Linked DNA regions of Homo sapiens: region 2 is linked to region 1. Evidence: chromatin loops called from intact Hi-C (ENCODE). Cell type or tissue: mammary epithelial cell. All regions are shown on one strand. Links, peaks and the distances in the headings refer to the core of each region. The heading gives the core; the rest is flanking DNA. Region 1 overlaps GPR176 (G protein-coupled receptor 176). Region 2 overlaps LOC105370777 (a long non-coding RNA gene).

Region 1 (12,572 bases), core at 2,639-10,638:
TCTAGACTGCTCAGGACCATCTATGATGAGGGATGTGAACTACAGCAACTCTGCTCAAGTATTTTGGAATAGGAGACAGTTTGAGTGGCTGGAGGGCAAGATTTTACATGAGGTTTGAAGTCTCTTTCAATGTTTATATTATTACCTGGATTCCAGCTATTTTCTCAGGCTGATCCAACCAAAGCCTAAGCCATGATGCCACCTGTTAAGATAATAAATGACATCTTACTAGATAAGTGGGATGGGGGGCTGGAAGGACCTTCTACCATCATTAAGAGATAGCTAAGTGCAAAGGGCACCAGGAATGAATGAACTGAGTTTTACACTGGTGCAAGGAGAAAGCAGGAGCAGGAAGCTAGCAGCAGAACAAAAGTCTGGGATCACGAACAGCCACCCACAAATGGGTTTCTCCAGGCTCTTGGAGTCCTTGTCACTTTTTTGACAAATGTGACTGATGGTCAGGAGCAATGTGATTGGTGATGTGATCAGAATACAGGCAGCAGAGTGGTTTTTCTCAACAAAGGCAGTCCATAAACCAGCCTAAAAACAAGCAGGGTCCCCATGCTGACTGTGAGTATCAGGCAGCTTCTAAATGAAAGCAGGGCAGAAGGGGGATCTTCTGATTTTAGTAAGACATACAAATGAGATACGAAGTAGGAATTAGCAACTTGGGCACATCTTCCCTGGAACTGGCACATGGCTAATCATGGTATCTAGGTCAGTCAAAGAGGTCACTCAAAGACAAACCAATGCTTTATGCATACAGTCATTTTTAGAACTACTTTGCCAAAACACTTGCTGTGGGTTTTTTTATTGGACTTTTAGGAATGCTCAGGATAAAGGCTTTAAGAGAGACATCTTTAATTAGTGCTAACATTAGCCCATTAACCCAGCGGTTACAATGAAATGTGGGGGACAGACCAAAATCTCAGTAACCATCAGCTTCCAGTCCTTGTGCAGGGGCTACCTGGACAGTGTTGTGCCCATACGAAGGGGCAGGAGCCAGGCCAGTGTCTGTCCTCTGCAGATACCTGAAATTCACCTGAATGACCTGTCCGATGAGGTAACAGGTCTGGCTTCATAAAAGAGTCTGAGGTCACCGGAAATGGGAAATGGGCTTGCTAGTGAAGTAAGAAATCCCCCAAATACAGCCTAGGCAACAAGAGCAAAATTCTGTCTCAAAAAAAAAAAAAAATTCCCCCAAATAAGTGCTTAGTCCTACAGAACATTTTCTGAGACATCTGAGTTTCCAAAAGCACTGTGTATACACTCCCCTCTGCATTCTGTTCAAGTGGCAGCACTGTCCTTCATTCCCACAACTGCTTTTTAAAAAAAAAAAAAAAAAAAAAAGAACACTGTGGTGAGCTTTTTATTTTGCTATTTTAGGGTCCATCATTTTACTTTAAAAAGGACTCTATCATGGGTATTTTGGAAAATACTTAGGTTAGGTGAAATAAAAAATACCCTATATCTTTTCCTCCATCAAACTATTTTAAAAGAAGGCAGAGATTCTTGGATCTGGAGTCCCAGACACAGCAGTTGAAGCCACAAGAGGCAATGGCAAGGTGCTCATGACATCGCTACCGAGCTGTGGAGAAGAAACAGCTTTGTCATGATGCCGACCTCGGGCAGGTGTCTCAGCTCCCAGAGGTGCAGCCCTGAGCCATCAATCCTCCCAGACAAGAGCCACTTGTCACAAGCTGTTTACAGAGCACATCTGTGGCCAAATTGTACTTCTCCATTCCTTATTTTTTTCTTCTCTCTTCTCCTCATCTTCATTTCCTCACATTTTGTTCCCTTTTTAATCCCTTCATTCTTTTGTTTCTCTCAATTATTTATTATTTTATTATTTATTTTGAACTCTTGTTCAAAGGCCTACTGTCTCTTTGCAATAGCACAATATTAATCCTTTACCCCAATCACATTTGATCCTTAGAAATATTCCCCATTTTGTTTGACCTCTTCCAACTTTATCCCCAAATAGTCTCAGTGCATATTTTTTTTAAAATGTAGACATCATAGATGTGGGGTGGTGGTGTCCCATTAGTATATCTAGAAGTAAACACAGTTATTAAAGGGTAGTTTCCTAGGACTGCTAAAAAACAAGTTAACCACAAATTTCATGGCTTAAAACAACACACATTTATTCTCTAACAGTTCTGGAGGGCAGAAGTCCAAAATCAGTTTCATTGAGCTAAAGTCAAGGCGTCAGCAGAGCCAGTTCCTTTGGCAGCTCTAGGGGAGAATCTGTTTCCTTGCTGTTCTGCTTCTGAAGGCTGCTCATGATCCCTTCCTCGTGTCATTCCAACTTCCTGCCCCCATTGTCACATCTCCTCCTTCTGTAGTCAAATCTCCCTCCCTGTGCCTCGCTCTCACAAGAACATTTGTGATGACATTTAAGGCCCACCCAGATAATCCAGGAAAATCTCCCATCTCAAGATCCTTTATTTGATCACATCTGCAAAATCCCTTTTGCCATATAAGGTAATAGCCACAGGTTTCAGGAATTAAGACATGGATATCTTGGGGGCCTACTACAGGGGGGCTATAGCAACTCCATCCATTTCTATTCCCTTCAAGAGAGCAGCAAAAGGGAATGACATCATTTAAAGGATAACCGCAAATCTCTTCCTATTAGAAGAAAATGATAAATTCCAGTACTTTATTGATAACAGATTATTTGTGATATCTTACAACTTATCTTTACTTATCAGTGTGTCATAACACCAAAACCAGAAAACTAACAAAATGGAGAATTGGTGTGGGAGGCATAATTCTAAATTGAGCCCCCCAGATTCCCAATCCCTGGTCTACATACCCTGTATAATCCTCTCCCCTTGAATGTGGGTGGGACCTGCGAGTATGATGGGATGCCACTCCCTTGATTACACTGCATAATATATGAGACTCTGTCAGAGCCCACTGACTGAGATTCTCCTGCTGACTTTGAAGTGAGGTGCCATGCTGTGAGAGGGCCCTCTCACTACGAACTGAGGAAGGGTTTCTAGGAGCTTAGAGTCCCAGGTAACAGCCAGCAAGAAAATGAGGACCCCATCCTAGAATTGCAAGAAATTGAATTCTGCCAACAACTTGAATGGGCTTGGAAGAGGACCTCAGCTAAGATAATCTCAGATAAGATTGCAGCCCCCACTGACACCTTCATTTCAGCCTAGTGAGACCCTGAGCAGAGGACTCACCTTACCCATGACAGAATCCTGGCCCACAGAAACTGACATAATACATTTGTGTTGTTTTAAGTCACTAACTGCCAAGCATAATAGAAAACTAATACAGTTGGCAAGCACAGAATTTAAAAAGAGAATTGTAAGGACAGACTTTGGGAGGGTCAATAAACTATCTGAAATTATATGAAAATTTTAGAGTACGTGTGCATTTAACTAAGGAATGGGTTCATAACTTGCATCATATCCTCAACAAGCCAGTGGCCCAAAACAGATGAAGAACACCAAACTGAGGTCTAATGGAGCAGTCAAAAAATAATATTTTGAGGTTCCAATCTGACATGATATCAAAGAGTAAGAGAGTTCCATAAAGAAAAAGTGGGGACTAATAAACCATTCTTTGTTAATATCCTTCCATCTCTTATCACACAGGGCAAGGTAGAGAGTGGAGATGTAGGAGTATGTTTCATTGCAAAGTATTTCTGTAGAGAGAAATACAGTACTTCCTCCATCCCTCAGGGCAGGATTCACTGCCTTTAACAGAACTAGTACACAACAGACAGTGCTCACCACATGCTCAAGTTGCCTTCTTCGATTGTCACCTTGACCTCATCCTCATGGCCCCTTTCCTAATACTCTACTGTAGTTCCTCACCGCTGTATGGCTAAAAGCTTCAAAACCCTTTCCCAAGCTTCCCTAAATAAACTCAAGAGTATCTGCACGAACTTTTCCACCCATGCAGGTGACCAATGACTGATGGAGTGATACCTTTCTATTACTTGATTTCCTAGCAACCAAAAAAGTCAACCTGCCTGGGAATCTAACTAATTAGGATTTGAATTCAAAGCACATACATTCATCTAATGTCAATACCATGCTATGTACTGATCCCTACTGAGTGACCTAAAAGCTAAAATGGAAAGACATTCATAAATAAACCCTGAATTAGCAAATTAGATTGCTTTTTAATGGGAAAGGGATAATGAGGCCAATTTTATCCAATTCAGCATTTATTTTCTGAGCACTTACAAATATGCAACCCACTGAGTTAGGCTCTATAGAGAATACAAAGATTCCTAAAACAAGTTCCTTACATTCCCAAGGTTGGAATATGCTGGTGGCAGCTGCATGAAAATAACTCAGTAAAACTCTTTTAAGGCAAGAAGAAATAAGTTGTATAATAGAGAGATAAACAACATTGTAGGAGAAAAGAAGAGGTATGAAGTCTGACATGGTGGGCCTTGAAGAATGAATAGGTGAGGGCATTTGGGATGTTCATTCCAAACTGAAGCAGGATGAAGTCAATGGTGGAGAGAAAGCTAAACATACACGATGTGTACAGAGAAGATGGGGAGTATGAGAAGGAGGAGTACAGGCTGACAACTGGATACAGCAGGACATGAGGCTGGACACAATAGGACATCCCTTGCAGGATGAGACCCAATTGTTAAGAGATCAAAATAGACCAACTTTATCCTCTAGGTAATGAGATACCAGGAAAGGACTTCACTGTGTGGTTGTTGCTGCTGCTAGTGTGTGTGTATTAGAGCATTCTTGCAGTGCTGTAAAGAAATATCTGAGGCTGGGTAATTTACAAGAAAAGAGGTTTAATTGGCTCACAGTTCTGCAGGCTGTACAGGAAATATAATGTCAGCAACTGCTTCTAGGGATGCAGGCACATTCATATGATGAAAGCAAGAGCAAGAGAGAGAGTTGGTGGGGAGGTGCCACACGTACCTTTAAAAGACCATATCTCACAAGAACTCACTCACTTTTCGCAAAGATAGCACTAACCCACGAGGGATCTGCTCCCATGACCCAAACACCTCCCACCAAGCCTCACCTCCAGCATTGAGGATTACAATTCAACATGAGATTTTGGTGGGGACAAATATCCAAAATATCTGTGTGTGTGTGTGTGTGTGTGTGTGTGTGTGTGTGTGTGTGTGTGTGTGTGTGTAATCATGAGAGTAATAGAATCCAAACAGTGCTTTAAGAAAATAACTTTGGTAACAGTAGGAGAAATGGCTTGAAGAAGCTAAAGATCAGAGAAATGAAAAACAGTGAAGAGTCCATTCGAAAAATACAGGTGCTGATAGCTAACATATATTAAACATTAAGCACTATACTTGTATTGTCTTATCTGATCTTCAAGACAACCTCACAAAGTAGGTACTATAACTAACCACATTTTCTGCCTGAGAAAACAGAGGCTTAGAGAAGTTAAGCAGCTCTCCCAAAGTCATAAAGCTAGTGGGTGGAAGGAACAGGTTCTTAAGTCAAGTTTGACTCCAAAGCCCAAATTTTTACTACACTGTTTCTCAGGTAATAAGGTCTGGACTACAGCAGTGGCAAGTGATAATGGGAAACATTTCAGGGGCAGAATCAATTTGGGAATGAGAAAGAGGAAGAGAGAGAAATCAAATATAACCAAAAATACCAGCTGTGCGCAGGTAGGGATATCACAGGCCAAGATGACAGCATAGAACCGAAAACTACAACACTGGCTGCAGCAAATGAAGAGCTAATCTGTGAATTTCATGGGTGACCTAGGCTCATACATTAGCACCTCATTCTATGAGAAATTAACCAGCCATGGGCTAGTTTTTCTTTTCTTTTTTTTTTTTTGAGACTAGTTTTTCTTATTAATATATATTCAATAGAAGGTGAAGTAGCTTCCTAGTAGACCAACCAAGTGGGAGACACTGACACTTATCTATGGGCACCCTGCACCTTCACCATCACCACAAGCCAGCCCCCACGATTGTCAACCAGTCATTTGTCTTTCATCTTATTCTATTCTTGTCCCCCTTTTGGCCATTCTATTCATTAACTACATCTTTATCACCAAGCAGAAAAGTACAAAGTCAGATGGTGAAATTCAAGCTGATAAAAATTTGCCCCTGCTAAGTGTTTCTGATTAAAGATTTTCAAGGGCAGGTTTTTAAATTACTGTGCAAAAAGGAAATCTATGAAATCAACTAGCCATGCTTCCCCCAAAACCTAATGACATGAAGAACTCAAAATGTATTGCACGAAGGTTAGGTATTGAGAAGATGTCTGTAAGTCTCAAGTGACTTACGTAAGTCTGCAGTCTCTATATGAGTTTCCACCAAACAGGTGGGTGACACTTCAGAGTTTCAACACCAGTCATCCTCCTCTTCTTTTCATTGATCTTCCTTAGATTTGGGCATCTTTTTCCAAAATTGACCTGTAGTGTGGTAAGTAACTCCCCTCAATAGTAACTCCCCAAGAGTTGACAACCCCTCAGGGGTTATGTCAGATGCTTACCAATGACATCTCACATGGATGATCTGCTGATGGGAACAGTCATAAAGCCTGTGATACCATCCATTTTCACCAGACCAAACCTTCTCATCTTCTCCAAATATTAGCCTAATTGGCATCTTTTTTTTATATTGACAGAGCTTTATGCAATAACAAATTCCAAAGTTCTTCCTTCTCCTCAGTCACATTTCTTTCATCTTGCTATGTATTGTTAGCTGCATTGAAACAGTAGTTTACATGTGTTACATGGTCTGCAGTTTGTCATTCAGAAACAATCTGGTGTCAAGTGATTCTTCTCTTGCATACTTAGGGAAGTCATCATTGTTGCTTCACCTTTTATCATCTTTACTTTCTTAAAAGTCAATAAGACTTGGAGTAATAGAATGTTTCTTATTATCATTGCTTTCCATACACCTTACATGAGGTTAATAATGTCACAAAAATGCTTAAAAATTAACTGCAATTCCAGCTGGGTGCGGTGGCTCATGTGTGTAATCCCAGCACTTTGGGGGGCCAAGGCAGGTGGATCACCTGAGGTCGGGAGTTCAAGACCAGCCTGACCAACATGAAGAAACCCTGTCTCTACTAAAAATACAAAATTAGCTGGGCATGATGGCGCACGCCTGTAATCCCAGCTACTTGGGAGGCTGAGGCATGAGATCACTTGAACCTGGGAGGCGTGGTTTGTGGTGAGCCAAGATCGCGCCATTGCACTCCAGCCTGGGCAACAAGAGCGAAACTCCATCTCAAAAACAAAAACAAACAAACAAAAAATTAACTGCAATTCCAGCAAACGTGAGTCTACCATAGACTAACAACAGAACATGGAGCCCAGTACACAACCAATACTGCCATCTGTTGGTGCCAGGCAGAGTTCACTCACTTTTGTTTGGAATAATGGCTTTGTTTCTACCTGTCAAAATTAATAGTTTCAAAATTCCTAAATATGGGAGCCACTATCTCGCTTTTTGAGCCTGATAAAAGCAAAAACCAACCGTTTCTAAAAATGTCTTAGATTATCATGACAATACAAATTGGAATTTCTATTGTTTCTTTGACTACAAAGAAATAATTTGTTTGGTAAGGTGTTTTCAGATAAATACTTGTCTTTGCAGAATCCATGCTAGATGGACAAATATTTTCATATCACTCTTGGAGCTGACACTTTAAAGCATTCCTGGAGAACTGCATATGTTCTCACATACAAGCAAAATTGACTCATTTGTAAATATTGAGCTTTTCAATGCTATCTATTCATAGACAATCGGCAGTATTAGGAAGCCCACTGGATCAAGAGTCAGCAAACAGATTCTTATCCAATCTGCCACTCAGTTCCATGAGCTTGGTCAAATCCTGACTTGCAATTTCTTCATGTAGGAAATGGGGTTTTAGTGCCGAGCCTCCTTACCTAATGGGTATGTTGAGAAAAGTGAATAACATATGTGAAAATGTTTTTAAAATCATTAAGTATGATAAAAATTTAAAATACTCCCTTTATCATCTTGCTTAACTCAAAGAAGTTTCTTCCACATACACAAACCACCACCTGTCATCATCTGACTTATTTGGTGTGTACTTTTTTGCAATATTTTGTAATCTATTTTTATTCCTCCCAATGTTTAACTCATATATATATATGAGTTTAAATATATGTATATATTTAATTTACATATATGTATATATTTAATTTAAATATATATATGTATTTAACCTGGGTGTGGTGGTACACACCTGTAGTCCCAGCTATACAGGAGGCTGAGGTGGGAGGATCACTAGAGTCCAGGAGTTTGAGACTGCAGTGAGCCACGATCCTGCCACTGCACTCCAGCCTGGGTGATCCAGCCTGGGTGACAGAGTGAGACCCTGACTCAAGAAATACATATTTTTAAAAAAAGAAGAAGAAGAAGAGAATTGAGCAGAAGAATAAAAATAAATGCTTCAGCTGCATAAACATATAACTTCTTTCATGGTCCTACTAACATATATTCAAAATTGATAGTAAACATGTGAAATAAATAGCAGATGCTACACTTCAGGGAGAATTTCAGGAACCTCTTTTTCCTTTGAACTTAAATCCATTGCTACTACCCTCTTGTGCACAGCGAACTAAGGCCTAATAAAATTGGATTTAAACACACCTTCTCTCTCATCTTCTTGCATACAAGATCAGTATGAGCTGCAATTCTCAAAGTGGTGTTCTACCAGTTGTTTCAGTGAGGGATATAATGTTAATGATGTTGATGTTTATGTTAATGTTTATAATTTAATTTCTATTGCTATTATTATGGAATGGCCTATCCAGTATCTCATGAAAGCTATTATTTTTCTTAGCCTATTTTCTGGTAGTAAATTTTCACAGTGAGAACATGGCAAAACCCCCTCTCTATAAAAAAAAAATACAAAAATTAGCTGGGTGTGTAGTCCCAGCCACTTGGGAGGTGGGAGGATGGTTGGAGCCCAGGAGGTTGAGGTTGCAGTGAGCTGAGATCCCACCACTGTACTCCAGAGCCAGACCCTGTTACAAAAAGAGAGAGAGAGAGAGGGAGAGAGGGAGGGAGGGAGAGAGAGAAAGAGAGACAGAGACAGAGACAGAGAGAGAGAGAGAATGAAAGAGAATAGGTGATCTACATTATCTTCTGTTCCTTCAAAGTAGTCTTAGAATCAGGGGGAAAAAATAAGGTTACTTCTTCAACTCACAAATAGAGCCTTCTTTACTAGTTCCAGAGCTTGGCTGCCTAATTTGTTCAATTTTATTTTATCCTATTTTTCTTAATAAAGCAATTAAAAGTCTCATAAGAAAACCCAATTATTGAGTCTAGCAGCTCTGAAACACCTAAAAAAATCCATGTTGGTCCTCAGTGCTATTTATATCCTCCCTTCTTTCATTCCCTAGTTTGCTGTCTCATCAGGCTTGGGAAGATCTCTTTTATCAAAGTTACTGTTGCCAGAAAACACAAAAACAAGATGGAGGACAAAGCTAAGAGGAGAATAAGTTTCTCCTCTCCCCCAACCCCAGCCACACTGATACGTTTAAGTGAACATCCCTGAACACACTCATTTATAGTCATATTCACCCCAAATTCCCCCAAATCCAAATGTAGGCAAACACAAAAGATGTTCCATCAAATGTGAGCAAATATTTTTCTAAACATTTTATTGCCTTGTATTAAATTAGCATTCACCTATGAACTAGGTCGCAGATGCATCAAGCCCAGGACTCCTGGCTCCTAATCACATGCTCTTCTTCTTCTTCTTCTTTTTTTTTTTTTTTTGTTTGTTTGTTTTGAGTTGGAGCCTTGCTCTGTTGCCTAGGCTGGAGTGCAATGACGGATCTCAGGTCACTGCAACCTGCACCTCCCGGGTGCAGGCAATTCTCCTGCTTCAGCCTCCCAAGTAGCTAGGACTACAGGCAGACGCCACCACACCTGGCTAATTTTTGTATTTTTTGGCAGAGATGGGGTTTCACAATATTAGCCAGGCTGGTCTCAAACTCCTGACCTCAAGTGATCTGCCCGCCTTGGCCTCCCACAACACTGAGATTACAGGAGTGAGCCACCGCACCCTGCCCCAACTCCATGCTCTTTCCATTACTCATGCAGTATTTCCCAACAGAGATGTTCAAAACAATGACACAGCCGCATTTTCCTTCACTATAAGCACTTCTTTCTTCCCAGCTTTACTGAAGTATAACTGAAAATAAAAACTGTATATATTCAAGGTATACATGATGTTTTGATATACATGTACATTATGATTACCACAATCAAGCTAATTAACATATCCATCACCTCCCATAGTTACCTGTGTGTGTGTGTGTGTGTGTGTGTGTGTGTGTGTGTGTTGAGAACATTTAAGATCTCTCTTGGCAAATTTCAAGTGTACAATACAGTATTACTAACAGTAGTCACCACATTGTACCTCAGATCTCCAGAACATATTAATCCTGTACAACTGAACCTTTTTACCCTTTGACCAACATCTCCCCATTTCTCCCACCCCTGACAGCCATCATTCTACCCTCTGCTTCCATGAGTTCAATGTTTTTAGATTCCACATATAAGTGAAATCATACAGTACTGTCTTTTTGTGGCTGGCTTATTATACTTAGCACAATGTCCTCCAGGATCACCCATGCTGTTGCAAATGACAAGACTTCTTCCTTGTGACCAAATAATATTTGTGTGTGTGTGTGTGTGTGTGTGTGTATCACATTTTTTTATCCATTCATCTGTCTACAGACACAGGTTGACTCTATATCTTGACTACTGTGAATAATGCTGCAATGAACATAGGAATGCAGTTATCTCTTAGAGATACCAATTTTATTTCCTTTGGATACATGCCCATAAGTGGGACTGCTGGATCATATGGTAGTTCTGTTTTTAGTTTTTTTAAGAACCTCTATATACCCTTTTCCATATGGTTGTTCCAATTAATTTACATTCATACCAGTGTACGAGGTTTCCTGCCTTTAGTTGTAAAACCACTTTAAAGCTCTTTGGATAATAAAGCTCACTATTATTCTAAAGAAGAGAATAAAACAAAAAGTAAATGACCAGAGTGACAGTCAGGGAGGGGTGGCTGGCCGAAAGGCCAACACTGAAGAAACCCCTATGTATTTAGGCACTGAGGACACGGTCCTTCCTGAACATCACAGATGAGGTAAGATGAGAGTAGGCGTTGCTGGATGTATGTATATGTGGCTAGGCCTGAAGGGTGGTACACCTTGGTGAAGATTACTGAGAGGTTACTGAGTGCTGTAATGATACTACAACAGTACCGTAAGTGCCACATTTAATGGAAGAAAACTAGAGAACAAATGGGTCAACTATCATTTTACAGACTACTGGGCCTACCCCTCACTTAAAAATAAGGAAAGTGAGGCCTTAAAAGTTTAAGTGATTCGCCCAGGTCCATAAAGTAGGTTAGAGGCAAAGCTAGCCTAAAACCCTGTTTCTTAACTCCCTGTCCAGTACTAAAACCTTGACCAATGAGGGTGTTGCTGCTTGGGAGCCCACTTAACCTCCTTCAGTAATGTTGGAAAAATATGGTCCCAGGAGCCACACAGCCTTGACTGGAACAGGTCAGTGGTCATCAGCTGATATTTAGATGCCTGTGGGAAACCTAAAGCAACTTCATCCCAAAGGTCTATTGAAATGTTCAGGCCAATTAATGCCACCACACTTCACATCCTTGTCATATGTGCAAAACTGTACTCTCAAACCCTCATGCCCATGCTGCTCAGAGCTCCCCCTCCTTGACCTTACTCCCCTTTCCTCTCTAACCTCTTACTGGACCCTCTGCAACTTGTTGCATGACAGGACTAACACTTGACAACATCGTGCCTACCTCACAGACCTTGGCCTTAACCAAAACCCAAGGGCCCGCTTCCCCACTGGATGCTGTGCAGTCTCCTGGGCACCCCACCTCGAAGTTGGGAATAAGGTCATCCTATTCCTCACTCACTCCCTATTTGTACATCTAACACACTGCCCTTCTATATTTATATAAAATCCAGACTCCTTTAACTCCTGTCATCTGGTTACATCTCTTTCTACTCCCTCTTTGTTTTTGTAACCTATCAGCCTCCAGGTAACTCCTTCTCATTTGCTAAAGATTTTAGTATCTGACTCATAGCCTCTGTCCCACCCAGGCCTTGCCATTATTTAGGATAATTTCAAAGTCCTATGTGGGTGACAAGACCCACAATTCCTATACTTATCAACAAATGAACTTAACCTGCTCTTTACTCATGCACACAGTGAACACCTTCAACCTTCTCAAGACTCAGAACTTCTCTGGCTAGGAAATCTTCAACTCCTGGCACAGTGGCTTCAAAGGGAGAAATTCACTCTCTCACCTTCCACTCACTTCCAAAAGTACAGCAATGGACCCCCACCACTCTTTTGAAACAGTTCTCTCCCAAAGTCATCATGCATTCCTCTGCATCCAGTGGACACTGTCTGGTCTCTCCCTGCTGGGTCTGATGCTATTATCACTCCCTCCTGGAAATCCTCTGCTCCCTTTGCTTCTGAGGCACTTCTCTACCACAGCTCTCCTGCCACCTCTTTGACCATTTATTTACTGTCTGCTGTCTCCTAT
Region 2 (12,572 bases), core at 1,450-9,449, 690 kb before region 1:
ATATATAATCTTACTGATCTCTTATAGCAGGTATGCCATATAAGTTGTATATATTATTTTTACAAAAATGCAATTACACTATACATATTGCTCTGCATTTCTCAGTAAACAATATCTGATAGATACCCTTTGATCTCAGCACATATAGATCTGCCTCATTGTTTTTAATGGCTTCATAATATTTCATAATGCCATTATTTCTCAATAATTCACAGCAGATGACTAACAGCAAAATTGATTGCATCATTTTAAATAGGTTAATGGTGTGGCTAAAGAATCATTACTTTTTCAACAGAAATGCCATTTTCATGATTGGCATTTCTAAATCCTTCAGCGTCAGAGAAGATTCTAGAACTTCTCATTTGTGGCTAGTTTCAGGGTAGAACAGCTCTTCTTCCTTGTGTCTCACCTGAATATCTGCTGTTCAGATATTGTAAGACTGTTTACAAAATATGATTTGGCAGAGTTTCCTGGATAATGTTTTGGGCAGAACAATCAGTCCTGGTTCCACCTGTTATGATGTTAGGAAAAAGTCATTAAACTTCTCAGTATTGTGCCTTTTTCTTCTTACACAACAGTGTTCCAGAGCTGCTCTTAACCCCTTCATGGGATTAGTGTGAGACTCAAGGAAGTCATGGAGGTGAAAGCCACTGGGCACCTAGAGAGATGCTACAAGGATCCAAGAGGCCATCTTGATTCCACAGTTAAGAATGCCTTGGGAGCTATTTGTCCCCATCCTCTCTCTGTGAGCGCACATTTAATCGCTTTGGAAACCCTATAAGACAGGCATTGGTATCTCCAGGTTTTGTAGATGAGAAAGTGAAGCTTCGGGAAATTAAGAAGACTACCTAAAACCCTATTCGTCTTAAATGGCAGTGGAGGGCTTTAATCCCGAATCTACCAGCTCCACATTCTGTGTTTATTCAACTAAGGAAACCAAGTCTCCAATGGTCACAGAATCAAGGTGGCTTTCATCTGGCAGTGGTTTCAGGTGAAGTTCCTGGAATCTTACTCTTGGCTGATGGCAGTGCTTCCTGTCCATGGCTTACATCGAGCCCAGAGTATATTTCTCAGTGTGAAATGTGTTCAGGGTCTTCAGGAGGAATAAGCTGGGTACTTACAAGTTTTTATCACATTATGGCCATTCTCATTCACATTAGAGTTAGGGTGGCCCAGCATATGAATTTGAGGGGTTCTGTGGAGCTTTCGTTTCTCAAGTGGGCTTTGCCAAGCACAATGAAGAGGGCAATGTCCTATTGCCAAAGTGTACCCTTCTGGGGCTACATAAGCCTGATGAAAAGTCATGAAGCAATGTGTGGAGCTGCATGGTGGAATGAGAGGCAGTGTTTTGCATTAATTGAGAAGAAGCTATTTCTTTAACTCCCCTCCAAAAACACCTGTCATTGAAGACATTTTCTAGGTTTCACAAGGCAAAGAGATTCCCTAGACATTTTCTAGGTTTCACAAGGCAAAGAGATTCCCGAGAGACAATCTGGTTGTTTGAGTGCCCACCACAGGCCTGTTAACAAGGGAAATAAAGGGTCTTCCTTGCCAGGCATGCTGATGCTGTGAGCTTCTTAACTGAGTCCAGTTGTTCTGTAAAATTCTGAGAAGGGTTGTGAAAAGGGTGATTACTCAGGTCTCACTTCCCTGAGGTGAGGAGGACACATACTGACAATAGCCCAAGAGGATTCTAGCACAAAAAATCCAAAAAGGGCAAGCAATGACCCTGGTTATTCCTGCTGATGACGCCTCACACAGAGGACTCACTCTGAGTAACAGCAATAAAATTGACAATAGAATTTTACTGTCACAATGTGAGAGTTGCCTTTATAGATCATTTTATTATTTGTTCATTTTCAGAAAAAATAGATTGGGCCAACTTCTGAAAACAATATTACTATTTTTCCTAGATGCACTCCAAATTTAGGGTTGCCAGGCTGTCAACTGACCTGCAGCCTTTGACACAGTGAGCATGGAGCAGTGGGACCCAGATTAGTGATGCCTGCTTGTGGCTGTCAGGGCCTGTCATCGTGGGTGGTTAGGCTTCCAAGCCTCCCAGGCAATCCGTGAGACATGGACTTACCTCAAACCACCCACGCTTGTCTGGCTCCTGCAGGTTGGCATGCTTTGACAGCCACTGGGTGCCTGGGCCACCAGGAAGTCCTGCTGCTGCTCTGCCACTGGCACTGCCTCTCCCCATCCTCATCTACATCCATAGAGATGGAAGTGATTTGCATGGGAATCCCACCCTGTTCATCCTCTAAATTCATGTGCATTCTCAGGAGCTAAACAAGCAAAGGACTGTGTTCTCACCTGTATCATTTGTTCATGTAACAAAGATGTTTAGAAGACTGTTGATTATCACCCCCTCCAGTCATCATTCTCACACTAATCCTAGCAGTTGGTGATCTGGAGAACGTTCTCAATCTTCTTGAGTTTTACATTTCCATCCTCGAAAGAGGAAAGTGCCTCACAATGTTGTTCTGAGGTTTATGTAATTCTCTGAAAGTGTTTATAAAGTTTAACAACATAAGTTGTTTTTTAGTGGTACTAACAACCAACTAGTATTGGATTTGCCCCATCCATCCAATATTGTATTTACACAAAGTAGAGATTTTACCAAAGAGAGTTATGCAAATCTCTGCTCTATTTGCTGTATCTTTGGGGAGATCTGGCTTTCAAAATATCAAAACAGGAGAATATTGCTTCCAACCACTGATTCCTCTGGCAGACTTTTCACCTAGAGGGAACGATCTGTCCAGATCAGTTTAAGCTGACTTGGAGCTTTTTCTCACCTTCTCTTAGATTCCATCTCTGTGAGAAAGAACCATTGATGGGCCAAGCTGTGTGTGCTCAGTTGAGAATGTTGATTCCCAATACTTACACTTCACCCCCATGAAACTCAACCCTCGGGGATATTCTCCCAATGTATCAGCGAACAATTCTGGATGGAATAAGTCAGCATGTTTTGGTCCTCTTTCTTTTAAACCTACCTTAATGATCTGAACCCTTTTTATGAGCTATCTACTTAACAGTCATGATAGTAGGTTAAAAATAATCTTAATGAAAAAGAAGATATTTTATTGTCACAATGTAAAATTTGCCTTTGTAAATCTTTATCTATTCATTTTCAGAAAGAATAGATTGGACCAATTTCTAAAGCCAAAAGTATTATTTTTCCTAGATGCATCCCAAATTTAATTGATGTAAATTGATATCCAACAATTTTATATGTTTAGCAACTTGGACAATTTTACAGAATGTCATTTAAAAGTGGAATTCTCTAGAAAAGCTCCAGTGGAAATGGCATGGTGTTTTATTATTTGATGACGCTATTTTTGTATATGATCCTATTCCCCGTTGTGCTTTGGATTCTGGTTGAGATTTCAGCGTTGATTTATCAACTTTCTGGTACCCTCTGCTCGACATGTTCTGTTTGCTCCTCTGGATCCACTGCCTCCCCTTCCCCGTTCTTCCTCTGCTCCTGGAGACAGATGGGTCTGTGTAAATAATATCAATGGCTCGCACTCCCTTTGGCTTCCAGTTCTCTTTGGGCAAATGGGAAGATGCAGCAGGAGATGAGAAAGAGGAAAGAGAGTGAATTCAGAGAATGTGTTTCCCCAGTCCTTCCCCGTGAGGTCACCTCCGGCTAGTTGTGCGTCTCAACAGAGACCTGTGGTCCTCTCAAGGCAGTGTGCTCTACAGGACTCTCTCTTCAGGGTTCCAGACCCCACCCTCCTCAGGCCTAGAAGTAATATCTCTTAAAGGTCTCCTACAATCCCACTTTTGTAAATAGTCTTCAAAATAAATGTTTCTTACATTACCCTATTTTGAATGAACCATCCATTCTAAGATTTTGATTGAAACAGACTCTCTCTCTAGTTCACATCTTTGTATTTTTTCTTTTATTCTGACTTAATCTTTCTCTTATAAATTCTCTCTTTTTCTTTTTTTTTTATTGTATTTTTTTTTTTTGTAGAGGTGGTGTCTTGCTCTGTTGCCCAGACTGGTCTCAAACCCCTGGCCTCAAGTGGTCCTCCTGCCTCAGTCTCCCAGAGCACTAGAATTATAGGCATGAGCCACTGTGTCTAGCCCCTTTTTATTTTTGAAATAACCTTATAAATATTTTGTTTTAGTCTTGCTTTTAGGGGAGGTGAGATATAAACAAGAAATAAAAAGAAATAAAATTTTATTTATTATTTGGGACTTAAGACACTTCGAATCTTTTGAAAGACAAGGTAGAGATGAGCACCTCAATTTAAAGATATTCAAGGACATCATCATTACCACCATCAACAAAAACCATGTAGTATTCTTTTAATATAATCTAAGCTCTGGAATAAGCAATTCATATCCACCATGGAGGCCTCAAAGTGATGTCATGAAGTAGGTGCTACTATTTCTCCATTTTACAGATGAAGACAGTGAGGCTTGGAGGGGTGAAGTAATTTATCCAAGGTCATACAATTAGCAGTAAGCCAGGAATTTAACAGAATTAAGTCAAACCTTTGTAGTACTGAGTTAGAAATAATCAGCTTTCTCTACTTTTCTTAGTATGAATTACAGCACTCTTGAAAACTAATCAGTAAAATAGATAGACATTCTAGAACAAACTGTCAAATCATTATCACTACTATAAGTTTAAACTCTTCTTACCAATCTTGATTATTTTCCTTTTTAAACCATCCTGAACCTTAATTAGAATTATAGCTCTTCCTGGTCTTTTATGCTTAGCCTTTTGACAACCCTTCCATCTGAGTGTCTCCAAGGGTCCTATCTCTAAGCTGTCTACTTTCATTCCTTTTTAGCTCCATTATTGGTGATCTATTTCCTCTGTTAGGCTCTTCAACCCTTTCAACTGACCATCTTCGGCAACTTTTTAAGACAGGTATTTTTCTGTTTCCTACCATCAGCAGCAACTAGAGGCAAAAAGAAACTTGCTTCTGAGAACATAGATGCTGATCAATCAGAAGCCAAAACAATTATTTAGCTTTATTCTTATTCCCCTTTTCATCAGCGTTCTCTCTTATGCTAATTTGAAATAGAGACTTTGACTTAATAGGAGGCCCATGGCAGCTGACCTATTGGAGGAATACCCTAACCAAGACTTCAGATCAAAACGCACTTCATGGTGGAATACAGTCAACCAAAGTTCTCACAAGGTTTTTGAACACCAATTTAAATGGCTTTCATTATAACCTTTTTAGGATGATGGATGTAACACTGAAATTTTGTCTTCTAACCATACAATTTCACCAGCAATATTCAAGAAGATTTTCCAGACATCTGTTTCTATTTTTCTCTTTATTTTTCTCAGATTCCCTCTAAGCTCATTGGCTGACCTTGACATCACAGCCAAGCCCTAAATGAAAGCATTTTATCACTCTCCATTTTTTTCCAAAGAAGGTCTTGAGATTTTATTTTCCAAGCAATAACAGATTCCATTCCTGAGACTTCTTATCATATCTTTAGCCACATCATAAATAACTCGAATTTTATATTGACAAAGAAAGTTCTATTGTACTTTTTTTTTTTAAGAAACATGGTTAACAAGCTGAATAGGACCCCTCATTACTTTATATAACATGGTCGGTATAACTTCTTTCTGAACTATGATGACAAGCAGAAAATGGGGCATATTTGTATTTAAAGTATAAATTAGTCAAAATTTGAGCTGAAATTATAGCAAAGGAATTGTCAAGTTTGAAATGCAGTCTGATGCCCTTGAAAATAATGAGAATATAATTAGAAAATAGTACATAAAATTCACGGGTCTCAGAAGATCAGCTACAGAAGGATCACGTCATCCTAGGCAGAGTGTCTCAAATGTGTCTTTCAAATTGTTGCCCCTGAAGAAGTTCAGTGATGTATCCAAGGTCACATACATGGATTTCTGCCTAAGTGAACCTTCTTCCTGTTTTCCTGGGCACCGTGTCTGAGAACTGACTGTCTGACTCATTCTTTTCTAAGCCCTAGAGGGACAAGGTTATGCAATTCTCCACAGGTATTTTGGCAGCTTCTTAGGATATTTGACTCAGGCCTCATCTCCACTCTTCTCTTAGGAGAGAATACGCACATTCTATAAGGGACATTAGACCACCAGAGAAGATGGTTACTCCCACAGCAGGATAACAGCCTTGTGGGATTAGAAGGCCACCATTCTATGATCCAGCTTCAGATGAAATTTATTGAGCACCTACTATGCATCAAGCACTGTGCAAGGTGCTCCAACAGAGACTATCTTTCTTGGCCCAGGAGGTTGACATACCTAACCTGATTCCACCACCAATTAGCACTGAGACCTTGGACCAAACTTTGAGTCTGTTTTCTTTCTATAAATCTGAAGAAAAGTTACCTGGCCTTCTTATCTCCTAGAACTGTTGTGTGGGTCAAATGAACTAATAAGTGGCAAAACACTTTCTTAAAATGTTATTGAAATATAATGTACATACAGAAAACCACATAAGTGTATAGGTGGATACATTTCACAAGCTAAACACACCAGTGTAATCAGTGCACAGTTCAAGACATGGAATGAACATTACCCCATGAGTCCCCATCTAGGAACAGCCCCTCAAAGGGTAACCACCATTCTGACTTCTAACAGGCTAGCTGTTTTGCCTGTTTTTCTACTGTACATAAATGGAGTCATATGCTATAAGCTTTTTGGTACATGGCATTTTTTGTTCGGAATTATGCTTGTGAATTTCATCCATGTTGCTGTGTACTTTTGTAAGTTCTTTGTTCTCATTGCTATGTAGATTCCATTGTACGAAGAGACATTTTATTTCCCACTCCATTGTTGATGGACACTTGGATAGTTTCTAGCTTTGGTCTGTTCACAATTATAAACATTCTAGGACACGCCTTTTGGTGAACATATGTATTCATTTCTATTGGGCATATCCTGGAAGTGGAATTCCTGGCTCCTAGGCTTCATGTATATTCAGCTTTGGGAGATGTTGCCAAATGACTTTCCAAATGGTTGCTCCAATTGACATGGCCAATAATAGAACCTGAGAAATACCAACATTAGGTATTTTTAGGATTTTTTTTTCATTTTAGGTAAGTAAATTATTTCTTAATATAATTAGATTACCACCATTTTGAATGACTCATCTCAGGGCTCATCATATTAACACAAATAAATATTTCATATATTTGTACTGTGTGTCTGAGGACATTTTATTATTCAATTGTGGTATATGCAGCATCTGGATCTACGAAAGTTAACCACAATTAGGGCCACTGGAATATAACATCCATATTTATGCTATTCTATAGAAATCGGACATCCCAAGCTTGGCTGAATTAAAATATGCATTAAAATATATATTTCTCAACTAGTCTTATGTCCTAGCAATGATTATTTTAAAAGTGTAATTTAACTAAATTAACTAGCAAGTCTGGTATCTCAAGGTAAAGACTTTTGGCTTGAAGAGCTTCTCTAGAAGGTAAGCTTTCAGTTCGGAGGAGCCTCAGAGACCCTTCAGCCTACTCTCTCATCCTATAGGTGAGTAAATTGGGGTCCCCCAAAAGAAAGGACTTACTCGTGACACCGGAGCTACTTAGTATCAGAGCCAAGACCAGAACCCAAATCCCCAGAGCCTCCCTTGACTTTTTATATCGTCCCTGCCTCAAACTGGCCAAGGTTTCTTAAATAGTTAAGGAATAGATGCTGCTACACAGTAAGTGACCACAGAGGAAACCTCATATGGACAGGACAGCGGAGAGAAAGGCCTAGGTGAATTCAGTGAAGACAGAGCAGCTATCGCAGTTGACTGTTCAGAGAGGCACTGGGGGAGAGCGGTGGTAGAATATTCTGTTGGTCCTTCCCCAGGCTGCCAGTGAGTGCAGACCGGAGACTAGACAGAAAGGTCTCAAAGAGCAGTCCTGGCCAGTCACAACCCTCCCCAGCCACACATTCCTTCTGAAAACTTCCTCTGAGGTCTTCTCCTTCCCACCACAGAGTTCTACCATTTGCCCAGATTACTCTTCCCACAACCTTCTCTCATGATGCTCCTGCCTTCACCCTGCTAATTCCTGCACATCCTTCAGATCTCAGTGTCTTCTCACTCCAGAGCATACATAATCATCACATCATTCCTCCCCATGCTTGGCACTTGTTAAGTCCTCAGTAAATAATGAGGAATGAATGAATGAATGAACATGCTATCCAGTGCAGTCCTTGTATAGTAATAGAGGCAGAAGTCCTTGCCCTGGTCAACTTACCATAGTTTCTTGTTCTTTGTCAGGGCACAGGAACAAAGGAGGGGGTTGTTGATATTGTTTCTTAAATAACTTAAAAACCATCCCCAAGTATTGATTCTAACCTACAAGCAGAGTTGAGAACCACTGCTTGGGGTAATTGTTATCATTTCTGGTTGTATGTGAGAATATTTATTATTTTTTTAAATAACCTTTATACAATCAAAAGGAAATTTTTGAGACTTTCAATTTTTAAGTAATTTGAGACTTATGTAACAGTTGCAAACAAAGATATATTTTTAATAAGAAGAATAAATGAGAATGGACCTCAAATTTTTAATTTTCTCAAAGCCTAGAGTGGTTTTGTTTCTCTGCTCTTCCCAACGTACTCCTGCCTACTACCACTACCCTCACCAGCAAAGACAAATTAAAAGGAGTGGGGGAGACAAAATGAAGCAAAACAAAACAAAAACCTTCCATTATAGTGTGGTAGAATGGCCAGAGAAGAAAGGAGACAGTACCAAGCTAAGAGGGAAAATATAAAAACAAGAGGATTAGATGACATCAATGCAGTGGTTTTGCTCAGAAGACAAGGAATGTTGGAATGTAGATAGCAAATTCCTGTCCTGAGGGACAAGTTTCAATTCTGTAACTGTTAGACATGAAAATACAATAGGGCTTAATCTTACCAAATATAGATCCACCCTGGCCAAGTACAGGTATGTACCTTTGTGTAGTCATTTATTTGCCCTTCCCCTGCCCACTGCTTTCCATTAGCACATAGTGAAAATCTTGCCCTGGAAAGAAAGGAGACTAAAGCAAAAAGTGAGTTAACACATTGGATTCTTCTGACATAGCTTAGACAGTTCCTCCATCATCAATCCCCTTAAGTCATATTCAGTGAGTGTTCTGCTGGCTGGAAGGAGTTAAGACATTTTCCTATTAATATCAGGTGGCAAATGATAGGCCAAGAACATCTGATAGTTTTTGCTACTCTGTAAAGTTGAGGTTTAGCATCCAAAAGTAGTTACTTTCCTTTCAATAGAGAGGGAGGAAGAGCAGAGTGAATAAAACAGGAGCTGGAGTCTTGCCCATGTAGTTCTATGAACCTGGACAAGTTGTTTCACCCCTCTGTGGCTCAGTGTACTCATCTACAAATAAGGGTTACAATAGTACCTACTTCAAGAGTTGCTAACGGGACTTAATGAGTTAATTAATACATGTCAAAAGCTTGGAATTGTGCCTGGCACATAACAAGGGCTCAAGATATGTTAGCTGTGATCATCATAGTTATACGCTTGGTTTAGCTATAAATTCTTATTTTGAAACTGCATTCGTTTCAGTGTAAGTGAAATATCAGGAAACAATTTGAGCATAATGTAAATGCCAAGTTTACTCTCTGCAATTTTATCTGCAAAAAGTATTAGATGAACCCAGGAAACTGCACTCAGCTGAATTGAGCTATGTGGGATCCACAAAATCCACACATTCACAAACCTGAGACGCCTACCAGCTAGTGTAGTTCACCATGTGTGTGATGGGCCACACCCATCCACAACCATCGTTATAACTTTTGATCGATTTCAGATAATCTCCTCACCATTTTGCAATAATTTATCAACCGCAACCCTTCAGATACCCACTTCCACAAACAAATTTCTATCTTTTTTTCTATGAGTGTTCATTGTCAACCTTCAGGGTTTGAGACACACTGTCAGGAAGAAGTCCTGGAAAGCGAGCACAGTAAACAGGAAAGACAGAACTTCTGTTGGTCCTCATTTCAAGATGGTGCCTGCATGTTTCAAAGGTCACCAAGCAGAACGCCAACCCACTGAAAATATTGCATAATGCATAAGGGCAGAACAGAAAATTAGGACCTAAGTGTTCAGTACCAAATATATTAGACTTTTTCTTTCCTTAAAGTATATTCAGACTGAGATTCCTAGAATTAAAACAGCTTTTAACCACAGAAGAGTTATTGTAACCTTAAATTTCTGGATAAAATTCAGAGTGAAATATGTGCAAAACAAAATTGAGATCATTCCTGAATAACCAAGTTAAGCCTTTTGAGGCACTGAAAGCAAAACCCTCTCTGTGTGTCTTTATCTCTCCCCCTCCCTTTCATACACACTCTTCAAACCAATACAAAAAAATTACTTAAAGAAAATATAGGCATGTAAATATATAAAATAAACTCTAAGTAAATCTAGAGTGTAGGAAATTTTGAGAGTACAAAAATAAGGAATGCACAAAATTTAAGCAAATTTCTACCCCCATTGCCCCTCCAAATGTAGTTTTACAATCTGCCTGCAAATGTTTATCAGTAAGAAGAGAATGCCTAATGGATCAGAAACCTGATAAAAACATATTCAAGTAGAAAAAATGTTTTCCTCTAACTAAATAGTACTGTATCCTAGGGATCAAACAAACAAACATAAAGATAGTACACAGCAGAGGCTAAATGCCGCCGCCCTGTTTGTTAGTTGATGACTTCCTGATCTCAGTTAAGAAAAGTCAGCTTGTGCTGCTATGGATCTTCTTAGAAGGTAGAAAGAAACTTAACCCCATGCAAAGCCCCATGAAATTCATTTGCAATTACCTAAAGCTCCCAATACCCTGAAGTCTTATAAGGAACACTACTTCATTTTCAATTTACAAACAAAATTATGCATTAAATTCCTGCCATCTGCCACATACTGTGCTTAAATGCCATGCTCACCATTACTGCCTGAGAACCACGGTGGTGGGAGCAGGAGGCAGCTCTGCTCTCCTGAATTCAGAGCTTGGACTTAGCCTTCATCAGAGCTGCTAGCACCACTGGAGAGCAGCGTTTTCATGAGCTCTGGGAACATCCAGGGCATGTTTAGAGAAGTGATCAAGACTCCTTCTTGGGGGGTACCCAGGAAGGTAGTCTCTGCCCTGAACTTGGCTCTTTTCTCAGAGCAGACTATGTGACATTTAATTTCTTCACTGAAAAGAAAGATGTGCTGTTTATAGGGCCAATATAACCACAGGAAATAGCAGAAATCCTGAATTTAGAAATGGTAAAATTCCTGAGAGTTGAAGGCTTATTGAAGACTGTGAAAGATCATCTCTGGAAACAGTAGATAGGAAGCCATGAATAAAGCCAGTATCAACCATTGTTATGGGGATGAAGCTACAGGACAGGTCTCACTGGCCTCAACTTAGACTTAGCTCCAGAGTCAGCTAATATCTTTCCCAGGAAGAGAAACTTGGACAAGATTCAGCATAAACATTATCCTGGACCTTGCTGGGCATTCTTCTCTTAACAGAGTTCATCTGAGCCTTCAAAGCATTCATATTGCTGGAAAGTTGCCATTGTAGCCTCCTGTAAGCCTTCTCATAATGAACCAGACAGCCATATGGAAGAGAGTGGATCATCAAGTTGGAGTGACAAGCACGGACTTCATCATCAAAGATCCACCTAGGCCTTTGCTCAGTGCTCTATCAAAATGTAGGATTTGGATACCAAAGTGCACCAAATGGCAAGGACTGGGGGTTCTGAATAATAGGTCTTGGTCTAGACAAGCCCAATGGAGCAGGCGTGGCCTCTACCATAAGCTCTCAACTTGGCTCAGACTTATAGACCTAACTTCACCCTGACATCTTCATCTTCCTTCTCCACCCTCTTCTTAACTCCAAACACAATGATAGCCTTCTCCTCTCCAACACTTAATGGTTTTTCTCATTTTAGTGCTAAAGGTCTTTGGACAGTTTCTGTCAAGTACTAGCCCTGCTTGTCTGCAGATCCAGAGAGCCTTAATTGACAGATTCAACTGTGCCTATTCCTGAACCAATTCTGATCAAGAAAGTGGTCCCACCAGTCAGTGCTGACAGGAATTAGTCTTTTGCTGTCAACTAATGGTTTCCAATTAGGGCAACTTTTTCCACCCAGAGATATTTGTCAATGTCTGGAGACATCTATGGTTGTCACAGCTGAGGGAATATTAATTAATAGCACCTAGTGGGTAAAGGTGAGGAATGTCATTAAATACCCTACAATGCAGAGGGTAACCCCCCACCAACAGAGTACTGTCCAGCCCCAGCTGTTCACAGCGCTGAGTTTGAGGAGCCCTACTCTACCTAGTCCCAGGGATGAGGCATGGGAACCCATGCACAAACTGAGTCAAGCTTTCCTTTACTGCCCTATTGTGTTCTCCTTGTCGGTTTGATTTCAGCCTGGTGTACCTGCTTCAGGCTCTGGTTTTCCCTGCTGAGTCCAGAGTCTCGCCTAGGGCCTTGCCTGTTTGTCAGATACCTTGGTTTATGGCAGACCCCTCACCTGGATCTCCAATTGGAGTTCTATCTATATAGATCCACAAAGCCATAATTCATTTAAT

Evidence for each region. A loop is a pair of places that touch in the nucleus more often than their neighbours do. Peaks named below come from ENCODE experiments on the same cell type or tissue, not always from the same donor. Only the 100,000 strongest peaks of a DNase experiment are listed, where the experiment ranks them.
Region 2: it touches region 1 in a loop (11-fold over the local background); 1 of 110 quality-filtered maps calls a loop at or near these places.

What each region holds. Positions count from the first base shown.
Region 1 is chr15:39,867,825-39,880,396 of GRCh38, forward strand. All of the region lies in intron 1 of GPR176 (G protein-coupled receptor 176), which reads right to left. Among named protein-coding and RNA genes, the nearest start is that of GPR176, 46 kb to the right of the region's middle. In mammary epithelial cell, for the core only: a CTCF peak has its summit at 7,317 (motif pointing left); a DNase peak (open chromatin) is centred at 10,067; H3K27ac peaks cover 1,092 bases.
Region 2 is chr15:39,183,148-39,195,719 of GRCh38, forward strand. All of the region lies in intron 1 of LOC105370777 (a long non-coding RNA gene), which reads right to left. Among named protein-coding and RNA genes, the nearest start is that of LINC02915, 61 kb to the right of the region's middle. In mammary epithelial cell, for the core only: no CTCF peak of the experiment used is centred there; DNase peaks (open chromatin) are centred at 1,724, 2,054, 5,974 and 8,944; H3K27ac peaks cover 5,323 bases.